Linked DNA regions of Homo sapiens: regions 1 and 2 are each linked to region 3. A link is a contact called in ENCODE Hi-C or POLR2A ChIA-PET data. All regions are on one chromosome and are shown on one strand. The core of a region is the stretch at or near the end of the contact, and the rest is flanking DNA. Distances in the headings are between cores, read along the strand shown.

Evidence for each region. Hi-C counts contacts between places; a loop is a spot of excess contacts on that map. ChIA-PET counts read pairs that join two places held with the same protein, here RNA polymerase II (POLR2A). Pooled maps may share reads with other maps.
Region 1: a loop to region 3 is called in a map of heart left ventricle, with 3 times the contacts of the local background. The contact joins two enhancer-like sites. A Hi-C loop is called at or near these places in 1 of 168 maps with a recorded cell type or tissue (heart left ventricle) and 9 of 50 pooled maps. POLR2A ChIA-PET finds 5 or more read pairs at or near these places in 1 of 52 experiments (activated B cell).
Region 2: a loop to region 3 is called in a map with no recorded cell type, with 9 times the contacts of the local background. The contact joins two enhancer-like sites. A Hi-C loop is called at or near these places in 8 of 37 single-sample maps with no recorded cell type and 6 of 50 pooled maps. POLR2A ChIA-PET finds 5 or more read pairs at or near these places in 3 of 52 experiments (GM10248, activated B cell and activated T-cell).

The regions. Positions count from the first base shown.
Region 1 is chr5:56,349,371-56,352,070 of GRCh38, forward strand. LOC105378977 (a long non-coding RNA gene) reads left to right here. Exons shown (of 3, transcript XR_948342.3): 3 at 1,233-1,692. Among named protein-coding and RNA genes, the nearest start is that of ANKRD55, 120 kb to the left of the region's middle. RefSeq lists an enhancer at 846-2,045. Within about 2 kb of position 1,326, at least 7 of the 41 ENCODE cell types and tissues checked have a DNase peak (open chromatin) inside an H3K27ac peak, as active enhancers do.
Region 2 is chr5:56,837,281-56,839,980 of GRCh38, forward strand. The region is part of intron 1 of MAP3K1 (mitogen-activated protein kinase kinase kinase 1); the gene reads left to right. Among named protein-coding and RNA genes, the nearest start is that of MAP3K1, 23 kb to the left of the region's middle. Within about 2 kb of position 1,316, at least 7 of the 41 ENCODE cell types and tissues checked have a DNase peak (open chromatin) inside an H3K27ac peak, as active enhancers do.
Region 3 is chr5:56,587,736-56,590,438 of GRCh38, forward strand. The region is part of intron 1 of C5orf67 (chromosome 5 putative open reading frame 67); the gene reads right to left. Among named protein-coding and RNA genes, the nearest start is that of C5orf67, 17 kb to the right of the region's middle. RefSeq lists enhancers at 1,065-1,144, 1,275-1,534. Within about 2 kb of position 1,321, at least 18 of the 41 ENCODE cell types and tissues checked have a DNase peak (open chromatin) inside an H3K27ac peak, as active enhancers do.

The DNA.
Region 1 (2,700 bases), core at 76-2,575, 240 kb before region 3:
CAAATGGCATTTGTGTATCTGAACATATATAAACATAGAAAAGGTAAAAATACAGTGTTATTATCTTATGGGGTCACCGTCATATCTGTGGGGTCACCGTCATATTATATGGGGTCACGGTCTGTCAGTGACCAAAATGTCATTATGCAGTGCATAACTATACATACAAGTGACATAAATTCTGTGGAGAGAAGTTTTAAGCACATTTGTGAAACAAGCTACAGAAGAACTTTTGTTTTACATTTTTATTGTGTATTTGGATGAGGGGAATAAACTGCTGACATAATTTGCTGATGATTCAGAATTGGCTATCAGCAGAATTATAATCCTGGCGAAGATGGAGGAAAAAATATAGAGAGACCTCCTGTGACAAAAAATGAGTGGAAAATTGTCACAAAATCACTTTTGGTGGTGAGGGGTAAGGGGATTGCCCCTGGGGAAAAATAAGTCATTGGATCATGCGGGTTGAGAGAGGCCGAATGAAGAGCACCTGAATGCTCTTGGCTGTCTTACCCAGCCCCAAATCCTCACTCAACACCCAGAAATGGGAATTATCTCCTTGCCAAGATGGGGAAACTGAGTCTCAGATGGATCGACAAACTTGGCAAGGTCTATAAGCAAAATAATAGAGGATGTAGGAATTCAAACTCATGGCTTCCAGGCACCAAAGTCCTCACTGAGAAAAACAGGGTGAACATAGAAAAATGACACTCTGAGAGAGAGACCCATTGAAAAGAAGTGGACAGTGAGCTTGGGTTTTAAATGTGATTCACTGACCAGCTGACTGAGAGGAAGTTTCAAAAGGTCTGTAGCACAGTGGGCTGAGGGACACTGCAATTCTTCTCCCTTCAACTCCCAGAGACTAAGTCCAGCAGTATGGGCTTCAACCAGGGGCACTTTGGTACCAGAAGGATACAGGCTGGACAGATTCCAATAGAGCAATAAAAAGAGTAAAGGAAACAGAGATTTATCTGTCGAAGGATGCATGAGTCCAAGCACTTGTAGCTTGCATTAATGGGGAGGAGAGGACGATGGATGGCAACTCTTTGAAGTGTGTGTCTGCATTTAAGGAGTGATTAGCTTATAGCAGGAGTACATCCAGGAGTGGGAAGTGACGAAATGTGGATGAGAAACCTCTAAACTGATAGCAGAAAATGGTTTTTGGAAGAGTTACAGGGCAACTCCTTGAGGCTCTGATGTTTTTCACTTTTCCTGACTCACTTGTTTTCCAGGAGTCCCAGTGTCTCCTGAGGAAATCCCTTTCCCATTCAGCCGGCAGCTGCAGCAGGTGGGATGGGCCAGACCAGCCCTCTGGGGATGCTGATCCCAGGGAGCATCCAGGCCGGAAGGTCCAAACGGGCAAGTGACTCATTTGCTTTTCCTCCCTTGGTCATGTCTATGACTCATACACTTTCATTCAGTCCCAAGTATGAGAAAGGAACATCAAAAAGTCCAAGATGTTATCAAATATTTGATGAAAAAGAAAATTCCCCTCTCATATGACCCTTACAGAAAATGTTTATTTAGTCTTTTCATTTTGTTGACATTTCTTTGATTTATCAACATTGAGAAGGTACAGTGAGGAGAAGGAAGGCTGTTAAGTGAGACAAAGGAGGGTTAGGATGGCTCAGTCATTGCTCCCCCGAGGGAGTGATCTAAGCTGCTCACCCACAGACAGAAAGGGTAAATGGGCTAGCTCTTCATTAATAAGAAAGGACTCTTCGTTTGAGTAAGTGAGGAGTATTTACAGTGCTGTGTTTGTAATCACATGGTGCCTGTGTATAGATGGCTGGGAGACAGGATAAAGGGATGGGTGATTTAAAAGCATCAACTTTGGTATCAGATGGATCTGGAGTGGAATTATGGATCTGTCACTTATTAGCTGTGCAACCTTCAGCAAGATCCTTGAGTGCTCTGAGACTTAGCTTTCAGATCTATAAAATAACAATTATAAAAAAATAGCAGCAATGATAATGCCAACATGTCTATCATTGAGCTTCTACTTTGTACCAGACATTGATCTATGGATTTTACATATATTATCTCATTTTATCTTTCCAACAAACCAAAATATGGGTAGTACTATTGTCCGCATTTTATAGGTGTGGAAGCCGAGTCACTGAGGGCTGAAGGAACTTGCTCAAGGTCACGCAATTAGAAAGGAGCAAAATATCTTCCTCCTCAGATTGTTATGAGGCTTACTCAAGGTAAAGCAGCTAAAGAGATTAGTTCCCTGTAAATGTACAACAGTATATATGCTTACTTTTTCTTTTTCAAACTAAAGACAAGGAAGGGGGAATTCCCTTTCTAATTGTCCCAATTGCTATCTCCTTTTTTTTTTTTTTTTTTTTTTGAGATGGAGTCTCACTCTGTCGCCCAGACTGGAGTGCAGTAGCGTGATCTCGGCTCACTGCAACCTCTGCCTGCCAGGTTCAAGCAATTCTCCTGCCTCAGCCTCCAGAGTAGCTGGGACTGCAAGAACATGCCACCATGCCCAGCTAATTTTTTGTATTTTTAGTAGGGACGGGGTTTCACCATGCTGGTCTCGAACTCCTGGTCTTGTGATCTGCCCGCCTCGGTCTGCCAAAGTTCTGGGATTACAGGTGTAAGCCACAGTACCCGGCTGCCATCGACTTTTTTAAATAAGTAAGTGATTCTCTCTGCTATCAACGTCTGCTATCAATGCACAAGTAATTCACA
Region 2 (2,700 bases), core at 66-2,565, 250 kb after region 3:
TTAACAGCCATTAACAAAATTATAGACATGGGTAAGTTCCTAAGTTAGGTTTTCACTGAAATATATATGAGTCTAGACTCATGGTTCTTAGCTTCTTTACTGACCATCTCTTAGTCTTTTCCTGGGGTTGAAAGCTGTCATTTTTCCCAAGAGTGGTGTGGGAGCTCTTCCCTCTTTCTGCAGTGCCCCAGGACTAACAGTGGATACTTGGCATACACAAAGGCCTCAGTGAAGCTTATTTACATCTTGGAGATCTTTCTGGCGTAGAAGTTCATATTGGAAAGGCATTGCTTCCTCACAGCTTCCTATGTACAAATACTGGGCATTTGGGAGTCTGGATGAAAGATGAGTAAGACAAAGGCTTTGTTCTCAAGTAAAAGTCCAAGGGGAAAAGATTAATCCATTATTTTATTAAGTACATATTTATTGACTACCACCCTTGTGCCAGGCTTTCTGCTGGGGCAGGAGACATAAGCTTGAGACCCATTTCCGTCCTCACGGATCTCAAAGTCAAGAGTGGGAAACAGATAAGAGGCCATTATAGCAGTGCTCTTTGCTGAGTGAGGACTGAGGAAGATTTCTTCACACTGAGTTTTAGGGGACGTGGCCAGTGGGGGAGGCTGAAGGCAGCACCTGGGATGGTTTCTCCAAGGGGACCCTAGAGCTTCAGTTAATGAGGTGAACCCTACAGAGTACTGACACCAGGAAATATGCCTAAGGAAAACTAGATAAACTAGGGTTTTATTTTTATTTTTTGCTTCTTCTGTATGCTAGGCAAACTCACATTTTATTAGCTGTCAGTCTGTTTTCATTTTTCAGTTTAAAAGTTTTCAGGTTGATAACTTTGGTCCGGTATCAGTCAGAGTGATGATGAATTGAGTCAAAGCTGTTGTTTTAAAAAGAATATTCATATGCATGCCTATGAAAAAGAGCTGTCTTGTTTTAAAATGGAGTAATACAATTTGTGTTACAAGTACAGTTCTTTGCCCCATTTCCATTCAAATTGTCATTTATATCTGAAATCATTAAAATTAGAAAACAGTTATGATGAATGTCTTTTGAAGCATATAGCAGGAAAAGTCATAAGTCAAAACCTGCCAGTTTAAAGTAAATGCAATTATTTGGTTCTATGAAATTGTAGCTTTTGCTATAGTGAAAAGAAATTGGCATATTTATGAACAACTCCAGGATCTCATTGAAATGAGGAAGACATTATTTAGGAAGACAGTAATGATTCAGACTATATTTAGGACAGGATGTTAGAGTTAATGTGCCTTCTCTTTCAAGTGATTAGTGGGCAGATGACATCTTTGGTATTAATGATTGCCTGAGTTAACATTTTTAAGGAAAGAGTGCCACCTACTGAATGAAGAGCTTTTGTTTTCTTCCATTCAATTCGAAGAATCTTGTTTCACTTTGAATCCTTAGTGGGTGGCATTTGCTGGGCAGTGATCCCGTCTTCCAGTGGATTGACTAGGGTAGCTAGGATTCTTAGAGGGAGTTTATGCCCCCAAAACCAGGTGTAGAAACAAAACCTAAGCATAAACATGATTCAGCACTTGGCAAGTCTCAAAACCTTACCATCATGTTAATGTACTCACTGGCCCAGAAGGTTTTTTGTTTTGTTTTGTTTTGAGCTAGGAGCAAATGGCTGGGAGGAAATGAACTATTCCAAAAAATAATTGAAGGGGATTGAAGAGCATATGACATTGGTCGAGATCTTCTGGGGAGACTTCGTTTTCCTAGGGAATAATATTAGTGCAGAGATTGCTTGATCACAACTTGGCCATAGGTCAGTGGAGGGATTCCTGAGGTCAAGTTGCGAATCCAAAGGCCTACTTCAGAGTAATCCATATGGTGCTCTTTTTGTAGTTCCTAACAATAGTATCTCATTAGTGAAAGGTTGAGTACATGAACAGCAGCAAACACACCAGTATCCGAATTAAAGGACATCATTTGAGAATTTCGCATAGTCATTATTTTTAGTATATTGGGACATTTTTGATGTTGTGGCTTAATTGACTACTAGGCATCAGCCATCTCCAGCTTTTTCCACTTGTCGATTGGATTATGCAAGTCATGAGTGGTATTTAAAAGAGGTGGACTGTATGCTAAATTGATTTATCCTTGCTTATGTGTACAGATTAATGGTATAATCCATGAGGGGTGATAGATTAAGATCCTGAAGTGAAAAAATACATATATAGTGTCAGGTATATTAACCAATGGTTAGTTGCCTTTTATTTTTCCAGTGTAAAGTATAGCAGATCCTTCAATAATGTCATTTAGTTGAACATTTTGGACAATTTTGCTAAAAAGTTGATGAGGATAAAAATCTCTTCTGGCAGAGGCTACTGTCTGTATGGAGTTTGCATACTCCCCCCATCTCTGGGTGGATTTTCTCTCAGTACTCTGGTTTCCCCCTGACACCCCAAAGATGTGCACGTTAGGTTCATTGTCATGTCTGCAAGGACCCAGACTGAGAGAATGTGGGTGTTTGTTAATGCACCCTGCAACGGGATGACATCCTACCCAGGGCTAGTTCAAGTCTGGCACCCTGAATTGTTGGGACAGGCTCTGGCCACCTGTGACCCTGAACTGGAATAAGTGGGTAAATAATCATCTTATTAATGTTTCTTAAATGTATGTTACAGCTCACATTTTTTCAGTGTTTAGTGTTAGAAGTGTTTGGGGTCTCTA
Region 3 (2,703 bases), core at 71-2,570:
AGGTAGGAAGTGATGGGGATTGAGGGTGATGTTTTAGATGGGTGGTCAGGGAGGCCCTTGCTCAGAAGGGGAAGGCTGAGTGGAAAGCTGAAGGAAGCGAGCATGAGCCATAAGGACATCAGAGTGGACACCCAGGGAGAGGAAAAAGCACGTGCAAATGTCCTGTTTGGGAGCATGCTTCTTACTTTGAAGAAGCAGCAAAGAGGCCAGGAGTAGAAAGAGTAAAGGGAAGCGGTGGGAAATGAGGTAATAGAAGCGGGGCCCAGAATGAGAAAGGCAGACTCTGGCAAGCTCTGAACAGAGGAGAGGCACCATCTGATGACTACTGGCATAGCAGGATGCCTGCTGAGTAGGAAGAGTTTGAGCAGTCAGGGACAGAAGCAGGGAGCCTAGTTTGGAGGCAGCTGCAGTAATCCAGGTAAGAGGTGATGGAGCTGGGATAAGGTAGCAGTGAGAGAGGTGGGAGTGGAGAGTTTCTGGATATACTGAGAAGAGAGAGCTTCAGGAAGTGCTGATGGACTGGGCTTGCGGGATGGCCTTGGTCCTGAAACTCCTGGCAAGGGAATAGGCCCAGCTGTCAGCTTAGAGAGTGCAAATGCATCAGAAATCAAGGCCTCTTGAATTCTGGCTCTTACGCAAGAGGCAAAGACCCCATTTATTTAGCACCTACTATGTGTCAGGTGCTGCCTTAGGTATTTTCACAGAAACTTCTTCCTCACAAATCTTTGAGATGGGTTTGACTACTTCCACTTCATGGGTAAGGAAACCAGAATCTCAAAGAAGTTCAATCAGTCAGGGACGGAGATCTGAACCTGTGTCTACCAGTCCCCAGGGCTGTTAATCAGAGACCTTTACAGAGGGAGAGCCTAGCAGAGTGGCTTGGGGGTCGGGGGTCGCTGCAAGCTCAGCAAAGGGAGGCACCAGAATAAGGGAACCCTCACACCCTCCCAGGCAGCCACAGCTTCGCACCAGAGCTCCAGGGTGGAGCTGCAAGTCACGGGTCTGACCTAGCACCAAGCTTCCTCAATAGGATCCAGGATGTAGCTGCTGGGGCTGCAGCCACCGGAAGCAGGAAAACCAACTAGGGACAGGCAGGAGATCCAGTTGACCCATCCAAGCCCCAGGCCCGGCTTTCCTGCGTGAGAGGGAGGGTGCCACCAGGTGCTGCCCACAGCCCCTGTAGTCAACGCCCTTCAAATTTAGTTTCCACATTTCAGCCTCCACACACCAAAACTTTCAGCTAGCCATCCTGGGAGGAGCCCCTAGGTCGCTGCCTCTGGGCTGGCTGGGGCCGATTGGAGGAAATGGGCCTGCACTCAACACTTGTGCACCTGCACTGGGCGTTGTGTATTTCTCCTCTGGTTGCCAGAGCAACAGAAACAACAGTGGCTGCTGAAACCCCCTTAACACCACAGCCCAGGCTGACCCTGACCAATGGCAGCCAGACCTTGCATCTTGGCCTCTTCCCTTTCCTCTCACCCCCCTGAAAGTATCTCCTCTGAAACCAAAAACTTAACCGGCCTCTTTCACTGAGCTGAAATGGTTCTCAGAGCTTGCCCAACTCTGAGCTCTTCCTGACACGCCTGGGTTTCTGACTGTCAGCACCCCAGGGAGAGGGTGGGACGCCCAGATCCAGGCATGGAGCAGAATGTCGCCTAGGGAGAGCGCCGGGAGCCTCCTCCTCAGAACCACTGCGGAAGCTACTTTACTGCAAACAACCTAAGTAAAGTGGGCAGCTTCCCAAGGTGTGGCCCCAGCTGCTGACCCCAGAGTTTGTACTCAAACACCCGTGGGCCTGGCTACTGCCCTTATTGACAAATCCAATCTCATCAGATGCTCTGGGGCTGTAGGTCTTCATTCCATGTCAGGAATGCCCCGCTTTGAGAGGACTTGTGATTGTGGTAATTTATGACACCAGCTGCTGTGAAAATGACTGGGGAATGGGCAAATTGCCCTGCCTGTAAACTCACAAATGGACATCCAGGACCAGAGATGCCCTCGCTCGGAAGCAAGCACCCATATCGCCCTGCCTCAAACTGTGGGGTGCTGGGCTAGCTCACGTTTCATCTCTCAGGTTGCTGTTCAAGTTGCAACCAGAGAATTCCATGTGCTCAGCTGGGAAACAGGACACCAGGGTCCTTCCCTCCATTCTGTGAGTATCCACCACAGGAGGGTGAGGGAAGAGGGCACCTCTATGCTGTTTTTTTAGTTATTTCCACAACCCCACAAGTTAAATATAGCATTTTCCACATGTGTACAACTGAGAAAATCAAAGTTCAGTGAGGTTAAGTGACTTGTCTGAGATTGCACAGTGAGCAAGTAGCAGGACCAGGATTTGAATCCAGATTTCCTATCTCACATTATACTGTAGAGGCATATTTAAAGTCTTTAATAAAGGGCTCAGTTCCTTGATTATCCCACACAATAAACAAAATCATAGGTACTCTATTAGTTTGCCAGGGCTGCCATAACACAGTATCACAGTCTGGGAGGCTAGCAACAGGAGTTTATTGTCTCACGATTCTGGAGGCTAGAAGGCCAAGATCAAGGAGTGGGCTACTTCTGAGGCCTCTCTCCTTGGCTTGTAGGTGGCCATCGCCTCCTCCCTGGGTCTCCACATGCTCTTCCCTCTGTACATGTCTATGTCCTACTCTCTTCTTATGAAGACACCAGTCACGTTGGTAATCCTAGCGGGATAATTCC